Regions from separate parts of the Homo sapiens genome. Here region 2 is linked to region 1. The links are chromatin loops, found by intact Hi-C in ENCODE. Cell type or tissue: heart left ventricle. All regions are shown on one strand.

Evidence for each region. Peaks named below come from ENCODE experiments on the same cell type or tissue, not always from the same donor. Only the 100,000 strongest peaks of a DNase experiment are listed, where the experiment ranks them.
Region 2: it touches region 1 in a loop (5-fold over the local background); 2 of 110 quality-filtered maps call a loop at or near these places.

What each region holds. Positions count from the first base shown.
Region 1 is chr7:106,061,668-106,069,667 of GRCh38, forward strand. No RefSeq gene overlaps it. Among named protein-coding and RNA genes, the nearest start is that of SYPL1, 47 kb to the right of the region's middle. RefSeq lists enhancers at 542-671, 702-871, 1,182-1,231. In heart left ventricle, no CTCF peak of the experiment used is centred here; DNase peaks (open chromatin) are centred at 3,384 and 3,774; H3K4me3 peaks cover 954 bases; H3K27ac peaks cover 2,826 bases.
Region 2 is chr7:106,213,708-106,221,707 of GRCh38, forward strand. LOC124901719 (a long non-coding RNA gene) reads right to left here and starts at 3,469. Exons shown (of 2, transcript XR_007060467.1): 1 at 3,233-3,469; 2 at 2,718-2,860. In heart left ventricle, no CTCF peak of the experiment used is centred here; a DNase peak (open chromatin) is centred at 3,504; H3K4me3 peaks cover 526 bases; H3K27ac peaks cover 3,411 bases.

The DNA.
Region 1 (8,000 bases):
ATGACAGGGTGAAAGCGATATGCAGTCCTGAGAATAACTTTTATTTGCATGGCACCACAGCTGCAAAAAACAGTGCATTTCACTAACCCCTTATGGTATCAACCATGGATGGGGCAATCACTACAGGCCAAGCATTGCATTTACATCACTTCAGAACCCCTGTGGGAGGTGCTGTCCTATCCCAGTATACAGATGAGGACACTGGCACACAGGGAGACTCAATGACTTCCCATGATCATCCATCTGCTAAGAAGTGGAGTCTGGATTCGAACCTGAAGCCGTGGGACTCCAACGTCTTTGTTCTTTGTCACTGTACAATATGCCTCCCAGCTTCTGTCCTGGCTGCCTCCACAATCACTCAGCAGCCTCTGTACTGCATACACCACAGCGGGAGGTAGTGCGTGGCTGCTGAACATATGGGTGACGAAAGGGGTTTTCTGGTGGGACTGAAGTGCCACTGTCCCTCTTACGTGCAGAAGGCCCTGCCTGCCCTGCATGCCACCATCTAACCTAGTCCTGCCAGCAGCTGCCTGGTGGTGGCTTTGCAGCCCTGTTACAGCCCCTGCTGGGTGCATGATTCACAGGGGTGCAGTGTTGCCTTGCCCAGGCTCAGGCCCTGGCCTGCACCAGCCTGAGACAGAGCACTGGGTCAGAGGTGCCTTCTGTGGCTCCACTGCCCAGGGCATCAATGGAGCAGGGCCTACGGCGAGCCTCTGTGTGTGTCGAGACAGCTAGAACTGTTACTGGTGGAGGGTCTTGACTGCAAGTTGTCCAGGTTCTTGGTGTTCTGAACGAAGAATTGGACAAAATGCACAGCAAAGAAAGGAAAGAATGAAGCAACTAAAGCAGAGATTTATTGAAAATGAAAGTACACTCCACAGGGTGGGAGCAGGCCTGAGCAGCGGTTCAAGGGTGCTGGTTACAGGATCTTCAGGGGTCCAAATACCCCCTAGAGGTTTCCCATAGGCCACTTGGTGTACACTTCATGCAAATGAAGTAGTGGCCTGCAATCAGTCTGATTGGTTGCAGAAATCAACCAAATCGGACAGGTGGGGGTGTTTACAAAGGGAGTAGCCTCTGGTCCTTTTGTTACTTAGGTGTGGAAAGTTGGGGTTTCCCTTTTGATTTAGTTCTAATTAGTCAGTGTGAATCAGCCTTAGGTTCCCTGCCTCCAGACCCTATTCTCCTGCCTCAGAACTTGCCTGGGCAAGACTAAAGGTGGTCTCACAGTCCAGAGAAGCCACAGTAGGGGCCAAGGGAAAAACTTCTTTGCCCTCTGTATGTTCATGGAAAAATCATCTCACAAAATGCAGATTAATAAAAGAAAAGGCAGACAAATTTGTTAATGTGCACATGGGGGAGAACCACAGAGTGATTACCTCCACCCTCCACCCTCCACCCTCCTCCACCCTCCTGTCTAAATAAGCTCTTCTTCTAGGCAAACTGGTGGGGGGAATTGATTCACTATCCTCAGAAATTAGGAAGCATGAAATTATGCTGGCTCTGCTACTGGGGAACAAAGAGCAGGGGCGTGGTGTGCAGCGGCCAGTGCAGGAAGTATAAGTATATATACCATCCTGAGGTTACAGAAAGAATGGGGGCTTGGATCGGGGCAAAATAGGTTATGGGAGGAGAAGATGAGGAGGCCTGGTGAGCCAAGATGATCTTGTTACGTAGACGAAACCTCACAGGGAGCAGCCCCGAGAGAACTGATGGGAAATGTTACTTTCAGACCTTTAAAGGTGTCCCATTTTCAGTTAATTTTTCCTAGATTGGACAAAGGACGACCTCTGAGAAAACCTGAGAAAACCTGGCTGCATCAATGCAGATTCTCTGCAGATGCAAATCTCCCCCAGAAAGACAGCTTTGCAGGGCTCCTTCTGTTTGCAGGCCCTCTGAACAACCATCTCAAATTATGTCAAAGAAGTGTATTTGGGGATGAAACATGTGGATTTCTTTCACCCCCCACCCCCCTGCATCGCTTGTGTACTCTTTTCCCAAAGTGGAGTCTACAGCATGGAGTAGGGGGAGTTGATCTCCAGATATCCATGTCTCTTCCCTGCGCATAGTGACAGGAAACTGAACCCAGGAATCAAAACTCAATATATGAGGCCAGACAATGGTGCTTGTTCCTCCCTCTTGTTGTGAGAAGACATGAAGTGAACTCTGGGGTCATGAGTTACTGTGCTTCGAAAAATAAGCTGTGTGACTTTGGGCAATTGCCCAACCTCTCTGGGACTCAATGCCATTGTCTGTAAAATAGGGCTAAGAACTCCTTTCCTGCCTGCCTCCTAGATTTGTGGTGAGGATCACAGGAAATAATGTATGTGAGTGTGCCCTGTAAACCATAAAGTGCCCTAGTGACATGCACCCATGCACCTCCATCATTCCTGCAGTGACTGAAACTTGGAAATCTCACCAGAATGCATCACTGTGAGACTTGTTGAGAATTAAGTCAAGCAGGGGTTAAATTTGCCAATCACCAGAGCACACTATGTATATTTAAAATCCTCCACTCTTTTAGTAATTGGGGGCAAAAAAGAAAAAAAAAAACATCCACTCTGTCCCAGAATCATTATTCTGTAAAGTTAATGAGTTCCATGAAGGGTCTTTGTGGTGACTCATCCCATCACTTCTTCCACTCCTGCCACCAGGTGAGACCTGGGGAGAGCATCAGGGAGCAGGTGTCTTAAGGATCTGAGGTGCAGGGTGGGGGCTCCCGCAGCGCTGTGTTTAAACAGGGCCCTGCTGACGCCTCACCACGGCCGGCTGGGAAACAGCTGCAGCATAAGGCCTCTCCTCAGGCTAGTGTGGAGCCCAGCAGATGTGCCATTTGCCTCCACAGCAACAGACGTGACCCTAAAACCAGTGAGGTCCCCACCCTGAAAGGCTCCACTGGCTTCTGAGCCTGTGTCTAGAGGGAGTGGGCAAGGATTCCAGGTGCATGGAGAGGTGAACGCTATTACTGACTCCTCTGCTGGCCATATGCTTACTTCCTTTATCCTCCCATCAGCTCTGTGAAGCACCCACCACTTTAGTGCGGAGGAAGCCGAGCCTTAGAGAGGTCAAGGCCTTTATTTCAGCCTCCCAGCCAGCAGGCAGCAGGGCTCCAAATCGGAACCCAGATTTATTGGACCCCAAATCATAGGCTGTGACAGGGCTCGTTATTAACCAGGCCATAAATACTTCCTGAGTCCCTATCCCGTCCCTGGAACTGCTGGGGACATGAAAGGCACAGGAGGCAGGGGCCCGACCTCACGGGGTTGGAGCAGACCTAAAGTGGGATGAGAGCAGAGGAACCCTGCGGCTGGGGCTCTCCACTCTTCCATCACGCTCTGTCCAGCAGGGCAACTGGAGGGAGCCATGAGCATGCGATGACCTGGCGGCTGCTCAGGATGGGAGGGACCACTGTCAGCCAGGACTGGCAGGACTGTGTGAGTCATCCTAGTGGGTGAGGGAGTCTTCCTGGGCTCTGGGAGCTATGAGTCCATGATTCCTGGGCATGTGAGGAAGCTGGTTAGGAGCTCAGCCAAAACTTAAACTCTCAATCCAGCACTCTTTACACTCCCACCACATCTGAGCTGAGACTTGAAGGGGTGGGGCATGGGTGATTCTGGTCCCAGGGACTAGAGCCTGGGGGCTCCCACCTTTTCCTCTGGTTCTGCACTGACCTGCCCTCTGGTTCTGCCCTGACCTGCCCTTGCCAAGCCCACTGGGCCGGCGAACAGTTGTTTCCATTTTCCCTGCAGCCTCTGTTCTGGGAACCAGGCCAGCATTCATAGCCTTTCCCCTCCTTTTCTTTTTGTAATAGAAACTGCTCAGGGCTGCCAGGAGCCAGCAGTGTGCTCCGCGGCTCACCGTTTGGCTGGACTGGAGGTGAAGCTTCTTGGTGGCTCCTTCCCAGCCTTCTATGGAAGCTGGAATCCACTCTCCCGAGGCCATTTCTCCTCCCGGGGTTCCCTCTCTGCAGCCTCAACCCCCCAGTGCCCTTTGTCCCCTAAAGCGAGCAGTTTGTTTTCAGTCCAATACCTCCAGGGGATGGGGGGGGGCGCCTGGAGGAGTGTCCCAGGAGAGGGTCCCACCAGCCACGCTGCCCTGAACCCCCTTAAAATGGGGGTGGTGTGACAGTAACTTAGAGACCACTTAGATGACCTCAGGCATTCTGAGAAATCTAAAGGCTGATCTGAAGCCAGAGGAGGAAAGTTCATTCACCTTTGTCCCAGCCCCTCCCCGACTCCAGGACTCTAGCGTTGGCTGTTTTTATTTGCAGTCCAGCGTCCGGAATGAGCGGAGTTCCTTTTGGGAAGGATGTGCGGCAGGTGTGCTCACTCTGCCCGGGAGCGTCTCCCCGCCGAGGAGCGCCCATGCTGACTGCGAATTGTTCCACACTGCACGCAGAGCATTCCTTTAGCAGCCTCTTGTTTTCTTAAGTGACTCTCTACAACTGTTTCCTTGGAGGCGTTTGTCTAAATAAGCTCTTCTTCTAGGCAAACTGGTGGGGGGAATTGATTCACTATCCTCAGAAATTAGGAAGCATGAAATTATACTGGCTCTGCTACCGGGGAACAAAGAGCAGGGGCGTGGTGTGCAGCGGCCAGTGCAGGGCCCAGGACAGGGTGTGGGGGCTAATCACAGCCCGCGGGGTGGGTGGGAAGTGCCCCAGCCCCAAGCTGGGACTGTGCTTCTCGGCACCTTCCACACCTTATGTAGCTCCCCTTTGGTCTCCACGTTTCTGGAAGTCACAGCTGCACCCTGGGTCACCTTAAGCTTTTTCACAGTGGACCACATGTGATTCTGAGTTACATTACTTTAACCTCAAGAGCTTGACTATTTTCTATATCGTGAAGTTATAAAAGGATAGTGGAATCTCACAGTCATTTGAGAGACAATACTTTTTTTCGACCATATGAATGTTTTGTACCATGGAGACAGTGTGAGCCAGGCTAGGAGGTCTGGTCAGAGACACTTATTTTATTTTTAGTTTTAGTTTTTGTAGAAATGAGAGTCTCACTATGTTGCCTAGGCAAGTCTTGAACTTCTGGCCTCAAGCAATCCTCCTACCTCGGCCTCCCAAAGTTTTAAGATTACAGGTGTGAGCCACTGCACCTGGCCAGACACACTTAGTTTAAGGAGCAATGTGCTATAGGCAAGAAAGCCAAATATATCTCAGGTCAAATCTGGCTCTGCTGTGTGATTTGGGGCAAATTAATGAACCTCTCTGCACTTCTGTTTCCTCATCCATCAAAGGGGAATAATAAAACCTATCTCACTGTGCTGTAAAGATTAAATAATGAAATGGATGCAAACTACCTCACATAGTACCTGGCCCACAGCAAGTTCTTAACTAAAGAGAACTCTCTTTCTCTTCTAAAACCTAGGATGCCTGAGGAGTCTAGGATTAGGAATCTCTGAATATTTACTAGTAGCATTGCTGGGGTGGATCAGAAATATTTGGGAAAAAAGTTAGGAGGAAAATGGCACCTATGAGGATGTCATAGTCATCAGCAATGAAGGATTTGAGAAGTTCTTTAGCAGAAATCAGGAGATTACCTCTTTCATTCAAACCCTAGCGAAGGATGCTTTACACTATGACTATGATTACAGAGAAATGAGAATATTTTCCATTTGTGATATAGAAAAACCATTCCCTTAACTGGGGGCCACATGCTGTAGGGAGTTCAATACCATTCTCCAAGTACATGAGGCCCAACCTACATCCTGGTTCTGTCTCTTTCCCCAGCCCTGGTCCTTTGCAAGAGGTAAAAGTCTTTATAAGTGCATGAGAATAACTGCTCAAAATCACTTTTAGGTTTCCCCCAAATTCTCCTGATCTCTAATAAAAACAAATAATTGAGGGGATGTGACATTACCCTTGGTCACTAGTGATTTAGAGCTTCTGTCCATTGCTCCTTGGAGCTGCTCATCCTCAAAGGTACCCCAGGCAGAGGCCAGCAGCGAGTTCAAGGCCTTGTCAAGAAGGTTTTCCTTTAATAATACGCATCCACATACACAAAACACAGGCCTTCCTGGAATTGCCAAAAGACAGCAGCTGCAAAAAGGACTTGGACAAGAAAGTTTATTGCAGCTTTATTCCAAACAACCCAGATGCCCATCAACAGGAGAATGGTAAACAAATTATGGCATATTTATACGATGGAATATTACACAGTTATAAAAACAGCAAATTTTTGAAATGTGAACCTCACAGTCATGATGTTGAAAGAAACAAGACACAGATAAAAAAGTACATATTGTGTAATTCTATTTATAATGGAGTTCAAGAATCAGCAATGTTAATCCTAGATGACGGAAGTCAGATAGCAGTTACCTTTGGGTAAGCATGCTTACTTTGGACTTGGAAGGGGCACAGATAGCTTTCTGGGGCTGTGGAAATGTTGCGAATCTTGGTTTGGGTAGTTACATGGGTGTATGCGTAGATAAACATTCACAGTGATGTGCGCTCAAAATTGTGCATTTTATGGGACATAAATTAAAAACGTAAAAATATTGAAAAACAGAAATTGGAGAAGTGTTAAAGGGTCAGGTTGAATGAGGACTGTCTAACCTGGAGCTGGCATCAGAAACAACTACCAGAAATCCCTGTAACCTGCTTCTCCTTTGGGGTCTGTGAACCGCAGGACTAAGACACTCCCACATTCTGACCCTGGCACCAGCAACAGACTACTTGCCATCGGATTGATGTCGAGAAATGATCACAGGATAACAGCTCTTCTCACGGTTCAGCAGATAATAGTAAGTCAAACTTTTGCCCCAGTTGAACATCCTATCTCTAAGTATACCCCCCATTTCCTCTGAACCCCCCTAAACCATTTGCCAGTCACCCAAATCACCATCTGTGACCACTACTCCCCTGCATTCTACATCCAATCAATCACCAAGCCCTGTCAATTCTCCTTACTTGATAGCTTTAACACTCCTCCACTCCTCTCCAGCCCAGTGTCTTAAATCCACACTAACATCCTCCTTCTAGATGATGCGCCCACCTCCCACCTGCTCTCCCAGACTCCTGTGGTCTTGCCCTCCCTTCAATGAACTTGCCAGCTGCTGAAGGGATCATGGCCCTAAAATGCAAATCATAGAATACTTAAAAGAATTTCTAAACCTCCCAGGATTCACCCAGGCTCCTGGCATGGCTTACAGGCTGTAACCCATGATGCAAACCAGGCTTGCCTGTCCTGACAGCCTCATCTCTCTATGCGGGGCACTGTCCTAAGTGGTAGAATTAATTACAGCAGTGAATGAAACAAAGTTCCTTCGCCGATGGGATTTGCCATTTTGTAGGGAAGTACAGACAACAAACAAACAAATATATGAGATGATGTGGTATACATGTGAAAGACAGAAAAGCAAGATAGGAGACAGGGAGTGATGTGGGATTCTGTGTCAGCTGGGATGGTTAAGGAAGGCCATTCTAATGAGATCACATTTGGGCAGAAGCCTGAAGGAAGAGGCTGCTTGCCACCCCACACAGCAAGGGTGTGCCACAGTCATCTGCTCTCCTGGCAGTTCCGAGAGCAGGCTGGGCTCCCCTAGGCCTCTGGGCCTGTGCACGCACACTTCCTCTCCCTGCAGCATTCCATACCATCAAGAACTGAGATCTTATCTCATGTGCAGGTAATAATCACACATGCCAAAATTTCACGGATGTTGGTAGAAGACATGAGGCTCCTGGGTCAGAGAAGAAGGACAGTTTCTTCACTTCCAGTAATAGTAACAGCCAGAGTGGCAGCATTTTTGCACTGGTTTTCTGACCCCAGGTGACCCAACACCACCATTCAGTGAGATAGATGAAGTCTAAATAAGAGAGTAAACCATTGTGGAAGGCATTGAAACCATAAAAAGTAAGATGAGAACAGTTGAGAAAAAGACACTTAGAATTGACTGCAACATTTACAGAGTTTTGGTGTCAGCAGAGGCCTTAGTATTAGGTGATGGAAGCCCGCCACTGTAAGGTTCCCGCCCTTGAGAATCTGCTCAGG
Region 2 (8,000 bases), 150 kb after region 1:
CTGGCAAACTGAATCTAGCAGCACATCAAAAAGCTTATCTACCATTATCAAGTGGGCTTCATCCCTGGGATGCAAGGCTGGTTCAACATACGCAAATCAATGAACATAATCCAGCATATAAATAGAACCAAAGACAAAAACCACATGATTATCTCAATAGATGCAGAAAAGGCCTTTGACAAAATTCAACAGCCCTTCATGTTAAACTCTCAATAAATTAGGTATTGATGGGACATATCTCAAAATAAGAGCTATTTATGACAAACCCACAGCCAATATCATACTGAATGGGCAAAAACATTCTTTGAAAACTGGCACAAGACAGGGATGCCCTCTCTCACCACTCCTATTCAACATAGTGTTGGAAGTTCTGGCCTGGGCAATCAGATAGGAGAAAGAAATAAGTGTATTCAATTAGGAAAAGAGGAAGTCAAATTGTCCCTGTTTGCAGATGACATGATTGTATATTTAGAAAACCCCATCGTCTCAGCCCAAAATCTCCTTAAACTGATAGGCAACTTCAGCAAAGTCTCAGGATACAAAATCAGTGTGCAAAAATCACAAGCATTCTTATACACCAATAACAGACAAGCAGAGAGCCAAATCATGAGTGAACTCCCATTCACAATTGCTTCAAAGAGAATAAAATACCTAGGAATCCAACTTACAAGGGATGTGAAGGACCTCTTCAAGGAGAACTACAAACCACTGCTCAATGAAATAAAAGAGGACACAAACAAATGGAAGAACATTCCATGCTCATGGATAGGAAGAATCAATATTGTGAGAATGGCCATATTGCCCAGGTAATTTACAGATTCAGTGCCATCCCCATCAAGCTACCAATGACTTTCTTCACAGAATTGGAAAAAACTACTTTAAAGTTCATATGGAACCAAAAAAGAGCCCACATTGCCAAGACAATCCTAAGCCAAAAGAACAAAGCTGGAGGCATCATGCTACCTAACTTCAAACTGTACAACAAGGCTACAGTAACCAAAACAGAGATATAGATCAATGGAACAGACCAGAGCCCTCAGAAATAATACCACACATCTACAACCATCTGATCTTTGACAAACCTGACAAAAACAAGCAACGGGGAAAGGATTCCCTATTTAATAAATGGCGCTGGGAAAACTGGCTAGCCATATGTAGAAAGCTGAAACTGGATCCCTTCCTTATACCTTATACAAAAATTAATTCAAGGTGGATTAAAGACTTAAATGTTAGACCTAAAACCATAAAAACCCTAGAAGAAAACCTAGGCAATACCGTTCAGGACATAGGCATGGGCAAGGACTTCATGTCTAAAACACCAAAAGCAATGGCAACAAAAGCCAAAATAGACAAATGGGATCTAATTAAACTAAAGAGCTTCTGCACAGCAAAAGAAACTACCACCAGAGTGAACAGGCAACCTACAGAATGGGAGAAAAATTTTGCAATCTATTCATCTGACAACGGGCTAATATCCAGAATCTTCAAAGAACCCAAACAGATTTACAAGAAAAAAACAACCCCATCAACAAGTGGGCAAAGGATATGAACAGACATGTCTCAAAAGAAGACATTTATGCAGCCAACAGACACATGAAAAAATGTTCATCATCACTGGCCATCAGAGAAATGCAAATCAAAACCACAATGAGATACCATCTCACACCAGTTAGAATGGCAGTCATTAAAAAGTCAGGAAACAACAGATGCTGGAGAGGATGTGGAGAAATAGGAACACTTTTACACTGTTGGTGGGACTGTAAACTGGTTCAACCATTGTGGAAGACAGTGTGGCGATTCCTCAAGGATCTAGAACTAGAAATACCATTTGACCTAGCAAGCCCATTACTGGGTATATACCCAAAGGATTATAAATCATGCTGCTATAAAGACACATGCACATGTGTGTTTATTGCGGCACTATTCACAATAGCAAAGACTTGGAACCAACCCACATGTCCATCAATGATAGACTGGATTAAAAAGATGTGGCACATATACACCATGGAATACTGTACAGCCATAAAAATGGATGAGTTCATGTCCTTTGTAGGGACATGGATGAAGCTGGCAACCATCATTCTCAGCAAACTATCCCAGGGACAAAATACCAAGCACCACATGTTCTCACTCACAGGTGAGAATTGAACAATGAGAACACATGGACACAGGAAGAGGAACCTCACACACCGGGGCCTGTCATGGGGTGGGGGGAGGGCGACGGGATAACATTAGGAGATACACCTAATGTAAATGACAAGTTAATGCGTACAGCACACCAACATGGCACATGTATACCTATGTAACAAACCTGCACGTTGTGGTCATGTACCCTAGAACTTAAAGTTTAATAATAGTAAAAAAAAAAAGGAAAAAAAAGAGAAAATGACATCAGACTCATATGTCTATTAGGAGAATCAAAGTATTACAGGCAAGGCATTTAATATAGTCCCTGGTACCTAGTAGACATTCATTAAATGTGTTTTCCTTCTCTTTCTGCAACACACAAATGCGGTGTGTTGTGGGACACAGGAACTAACTTGACAAATGGTAAGGATAAAATAAAACAAAAAAAAAGGTAATATTTGTGTAGTAGTTTCTGGCAGAGGCAGACCAGATAGAGCTAAAACACTCTAAGTTGCTGAAAAAGACTTAAAAACTTCTGTTAGGCATAGGGTACTGGCCTAGCTGTTGTAACTAAGAAAGCCCCACATATAATGGTTTAAAAAGATGGGAGTTTATTTTTCTCCATGTAATAACCCAGAAGTAAACTGTTCACAGCTGACAAGGCGGCTCGTCTTTCTCAACACAGGATTTCCATCTTTGGCTCCAACGGGGTTGCTTTGGATCCTGATATCATCTAGGTAGCGGGAAGGGGGATAAAGGCCAGGGGAAGGGAGGATGTAAATTTCTTTTAAGGACATGACTCAGAAATGACACAGCTCATTCTCACCCAGCATGACCAAATCCATGCTGTAAAGATGCCAAGAAAAGTACACTTGAACTGGCCAGAGAAATTCTCAGCTAAAACACAGGAGTGCTCTTATTAAAGACAGGGAATATGGATGTTGCTGGACAGGTAGCCATCTCAGCCACATACCTGTGTTATGTTTTCTCTAGTCTAAAACTTCAGGCTTTCAAAAAACAAACAAAACAACAAAGCTAACATAAACTCCAAAATATAAGCCCAATTTCTTTCTTGTTATTCAATAAATATTTATAGACTACTTACTATGCACTAGGCACTATTTGAAACATTGCAGATTCAGCAGACTGCAAAACAGATCAGCTTCCCGATCCCAGAAAGCTGTATTCAATAGGGAGAGAAGGTAAACAAATGAAAAACAGAAACAACAGTAGATACCAGTAAGAGCAAAGATGAAAATTAAGGCAATGGGGAAATGAGCGACTGGGTGGCTCCTCCCTTTGGGTGGTTAGGGAAGTCAGCCAGGCATTGGAAGAGCGGGAAGCAGAAAGTGCCTGCACGGGAAGCTGCAAGGGCAAAGGTCCCGATGCCGGGAAGATCTTGGAGGGTTTGTGACACGGAAGGGCTGGTGTGGCTGGATTTAGTGGGAGAGGGAGAAGGTTATAAGGGGAGAGAAGAGATCAGAAAGGCAGCTGGGAGCAGGCTTGTAGAGGGCTTTGCTAGCCAGGGACAGTTTGTTCTCTGGCATTTTCCAGCACTGATTGCATTGTACACAAAGTAGGCACCCAATGAGTGATGAATGAACAAACTAAAAGATAAAGACCTGAGGCTGTTGACACTCATAGCTTTCCTTTGCTTTACTTGGCAAAGATTAGGATTAACCTCTACTCATCCTTTGCATACCTCTCGCTCAGAACCTCAACACCTCTTTCTCCTTGCAAGATTGTTCTTAGTGTCCTTGGTAGCCCAGTGTCCCCTGGTTAAAAATGGCCTTAGGGAAAGAATTTGCGGAAAAGATGGCTATCTGAAGAAGATGACCACATCTCCTTTTTGGCTTTGTCTATTCTGTTCAACAGCTCCCATTCTGATTTTTTCCATAGGGTTTAGCAGATCTGGCATCAGCCTGCCACTCTTGGTTAGGGTTAAGTTTGAAGAGGCAGTGTAACAGTGGAGTGGCAGGATGGGATGGTAGTGAAGGCTGTGGCCTTTAGAGCCAGACTGCCCGAGTAAGGTACCTAGCCTTCTTGGTCATCAATTTACTTATCTGTGAAATGGGCAACCATAATCGTTCATGACTGCAATATTGAAAGCTTTGAAACTAAGATTTTTAGTAACTCACTTGAGGCAACACCTGTCCTGAGTTAATCTGAAACTGTTTGGAAGGAAAACTTGACATGAAACTACTTATAATCATTATTTATTCCATTTTTTAAATATTAGTGCATTTTGTTTGATTAGGAGACAGTCATAGACCCTTCCAGGGGAGTTATATAATTTATAATGTAATTTATAATGGGCCATACTTCTTAAAATCTGAAAAATTTTGAATTCCAAAACACTGGGCTTCAAGAATTTGGATAAAGGACTGTGAACCATTACTGTCCTTCCTAAAACATGGCAGCTAAAATGAATGTGAGCTGGCAGTTGTGGTTAATGTGCCAGCTCAAAGTTAAATGGGGAGTGAGAAGGTGTCTGGATGTCATGGAGTCATTCTCCAAACTTGCATTTCACCCTTGTGGGTGAGATGGTAAAATGTGGCTCAAATGATACAGTAGGAGGATTTTCCAGGCCTCACAGGAGTGTTTTTTGGGGGGAGATCTTACGGTGCTCCAGCTCTGGCCATTCTCCAGCTAATGGATTCAGAGGTGATTTCTGATAAATGGGGGTTCTTTTGGTTTCAGGTAAGCAACAGAAGTCCACATAAACTAGCTCAAGCTAGAGGATTATCAACGAAGCCAAAGTCAAGAGGCAGCTGGGCCTTAGGGATGTTCTGGAACTAGGAATGAAAGCACCGTGGACAGTTAAGGCTTCCCTCACTCTCTTTTTCCTGCTTGTATGCAAGTCCATCCATCCATCCATCTGGCTGCAGAGCAGCTTTCTCTGCTTACTAATCCACTTGGCAAAAACCAGCTACTGTCAACAGCTTCTGAGCTGTCTCTCCTGCATGAATTCCAAGCTCCCCAGGAGTAGGACATGGGCTTGGCCCATTGGGCTAAGGAGATGCGGTGGTGTGTGGGGTCAGGTCACCCTGCCCAAACATGGCTTCTCCCTCAGTAACTTTGTGGATGGAGAGGAATGGGCAGCTACTAGTAAAATGTGGGAAGGTTGTGTGGGGAAACTGTGTGAAGGTTAGAGAGCAGAAGAGTTGGATTGAGCAGACCCTGGTTCACACCAAACCAAAAACAAATAGTAAAGTGATGAGCAGGTAGGACAGGCTATAAGCAGAGGTGTCTCTGATCCTGTATCTTGAAGGAAAATCACACTCACCTTCACTACCACATCTGTTTGTACCAATGGCGGTTTTTTAAAAAAGGCAAGGTGAGAAACTGATCAGTTCAGGAAGGCGCTATCTGGTTCTTGTTGGGGTAGGATGGGGGAAGGTATAGAAAGGAAGATAGAGCAACAGCACTAGAGAACAAAGGGATGGTTGAAGTGTTTCACCTCCCCAGTCTATCAGTGCACAGGCTGTGCCTGGTTTCCTTCCACACAGCTGTGTCTCAACATCAGAACAAAGGATTTCCTCTGGGCCCTTTTGTACAGGTCGACCCAAGATCCTTCCTTGCCTATCAGCTCCTGGGGGCTATGACCACTTTAGATGTGGCCCCGCCTCATTCTTCCTGCTGAGAGACAAAATCAGGAGAAGTCCAGTTCCCAGGAAGACAGTAGGAGGAAGATTAGGAGGAAGGAGTCCCTGCTGTCCTTCCCATGGTAGAAAAACCATGCCTTCCTCCCCAAGATTTCACTTAATTGCTACTCCTTTAACTGTGTAGTTACCTTGCACTTGGCATGTTTACTGGGTGGGACAAAAATCAAGGGTCTGCTTGAGGACTTTTGGAGAGGAGACAAATCCAAATACCTTCTGACTTGGGAGCCACTTACAAGCTTAGGTCCAATCTGTATGATTGGAGAAAGTAGCCCAGGACTATCTTTTCATATAGATGCAGAGGCGCAGAACAAATAAAGCCCCATTCTTTGATAATTTACCTGGGGTTCAGAAAGTTTATTCTGAGCTTAATTCCATAAGATCTTCTCCAAATATATGTTGCAGTCACTGGCTCCTTCTTGGCATTTGAGCTAACATGGAACATTTTCCTCTCTAGCCCTCCTAGTTCTGTGATTTAGATTGACCATGAGGGCAAGGTAATAGAGGAGGAAGGTGAGGAAAGGACCAGAAATATGATGTGTCTGCAGACAGCAGGAGTATCTAGTCTTGTAAGCTGTTGCCTCCCTGATGCAGCCCTAGATTCCCTAGAAAGGACCTGCTCCTGCCCCCACCAGTTGCCATGGCAGCAGGTTCCAAGTAACTCCAGCCCAAAGTTTTACACTTAAGAGGCATGCAACCAACAGGTAAGTAATGACAAGAAGGGCTGTGTGTGCAGTTTGGGTAAGATCAGGCCCTGGTAGAAAGAGCTGTGGGCTGGAGGTCTGACAACCTGGGTTTGAGTCATGGCTCTGCATGGTGAAAACTTGGGCAAGTCACTCACTCCTCCTGAACTTCAATTTTCATATCTATAAAATAAGTTAAGATTGATGATCTCTGGGATACTTCCTGCTCCAACTTGCTGGGTTCTGCTTGCCTTTTGAGCATCACAGTTCCAGAAGCACTCTAGGCCTTTACCTGGAAAGCATGGAGCCAGGAAATGTGAAACTCGAATAGCCAGTTGGATTGGTCTACTTAGGCTGCTGTAGCAAAGTACCCCGTGCTGGGCGGCTTAAACAACAGAAACACATTGTCTCACAGTCCTGGAGGCTGGAAGTTCATGATCAAGGTGTTAGTAGGGTTGGTTCCTCCTTAGGGCTGCAAGGGAGAACCTGTCCCAGGCCCCTCCCCTAGCTTCTGATGGTTTTTGGGCAGTCTTTGGTGTTCCTTGGCTTGTAGCTGCATCACCTGGTGTCTGCCTCCATCTTCATGTGGCATCCTCCCTGTGTGTGTGTCCGTCTCTGTGTCCAAATTTCCCTGTCCATGACACCAGTCACATTGGATTAGGGTCCATCCTAATGATCTCACTTCAACTTTATTACCTCTGTAAATACTGTATTTCTGAATAATGTTACATTCTGAGGTACTAGCAGTTACGACCTCAACTTATCTTTTCTGGAGGAAACAATTCAACCTATAATACCAGTTGTAAGTCTTGGCTAAATATCTCTGCATGGAAGAAGTGGAAAAAGTGAACTAAAAATAAGTTTTTATTTTTTAAAATCAGGTGATATTTTTATGCAATACTTGAAGCTGTATTTACCAGCTGTTATCAGGTTTGAGATGTAGTGTTCCAACAAATGATTCTCTGAAAGGAAACATAACATGCTCCTTTCTTTCTTTTCCTTTTTACTTGCTTGTTCCCTCCATTCTTTTTGTTTCTAACTTCAATGCATTAATTCTTACTCCATTCCCCTCCACTCTCCCTACCTGGGTTTTGCAAAATAAAGACAAATCTGTTCTTTATTCTCTGGTTCACCTTCTAGAAGAAAAATGCAGCCAACATCCTTATTGAATCATTACTTCTGCTTTCAAAGCCCCCTTTCTTCCTCTCCACCTTTCCAGGAACTGAGAAATCTTGGGGCTGGATGAGACCTGAGATGTTTTCTAAGCCCCTAACTGACTTGGGTCTCTTGTACAACAGCCAACAGCCTGCCACCTTTTTTTTCCCAAAGATATGGTCTTGGCCAGGTGCAGTGGCTCATGCCTACCATCCCAGAACTTTGGGAGGCTAGGGTGGGTGGATCACGAGGTCAGGAGTTTGAGACCAGCCCGACTAACATGGTGAAACCCTGTTTCCACTAAAAATACAAAAATTAGCCGGGCATGGTGGCACGCGCCTGTAATCCCAGCTACTCCTGAGCCTGAGGCAGG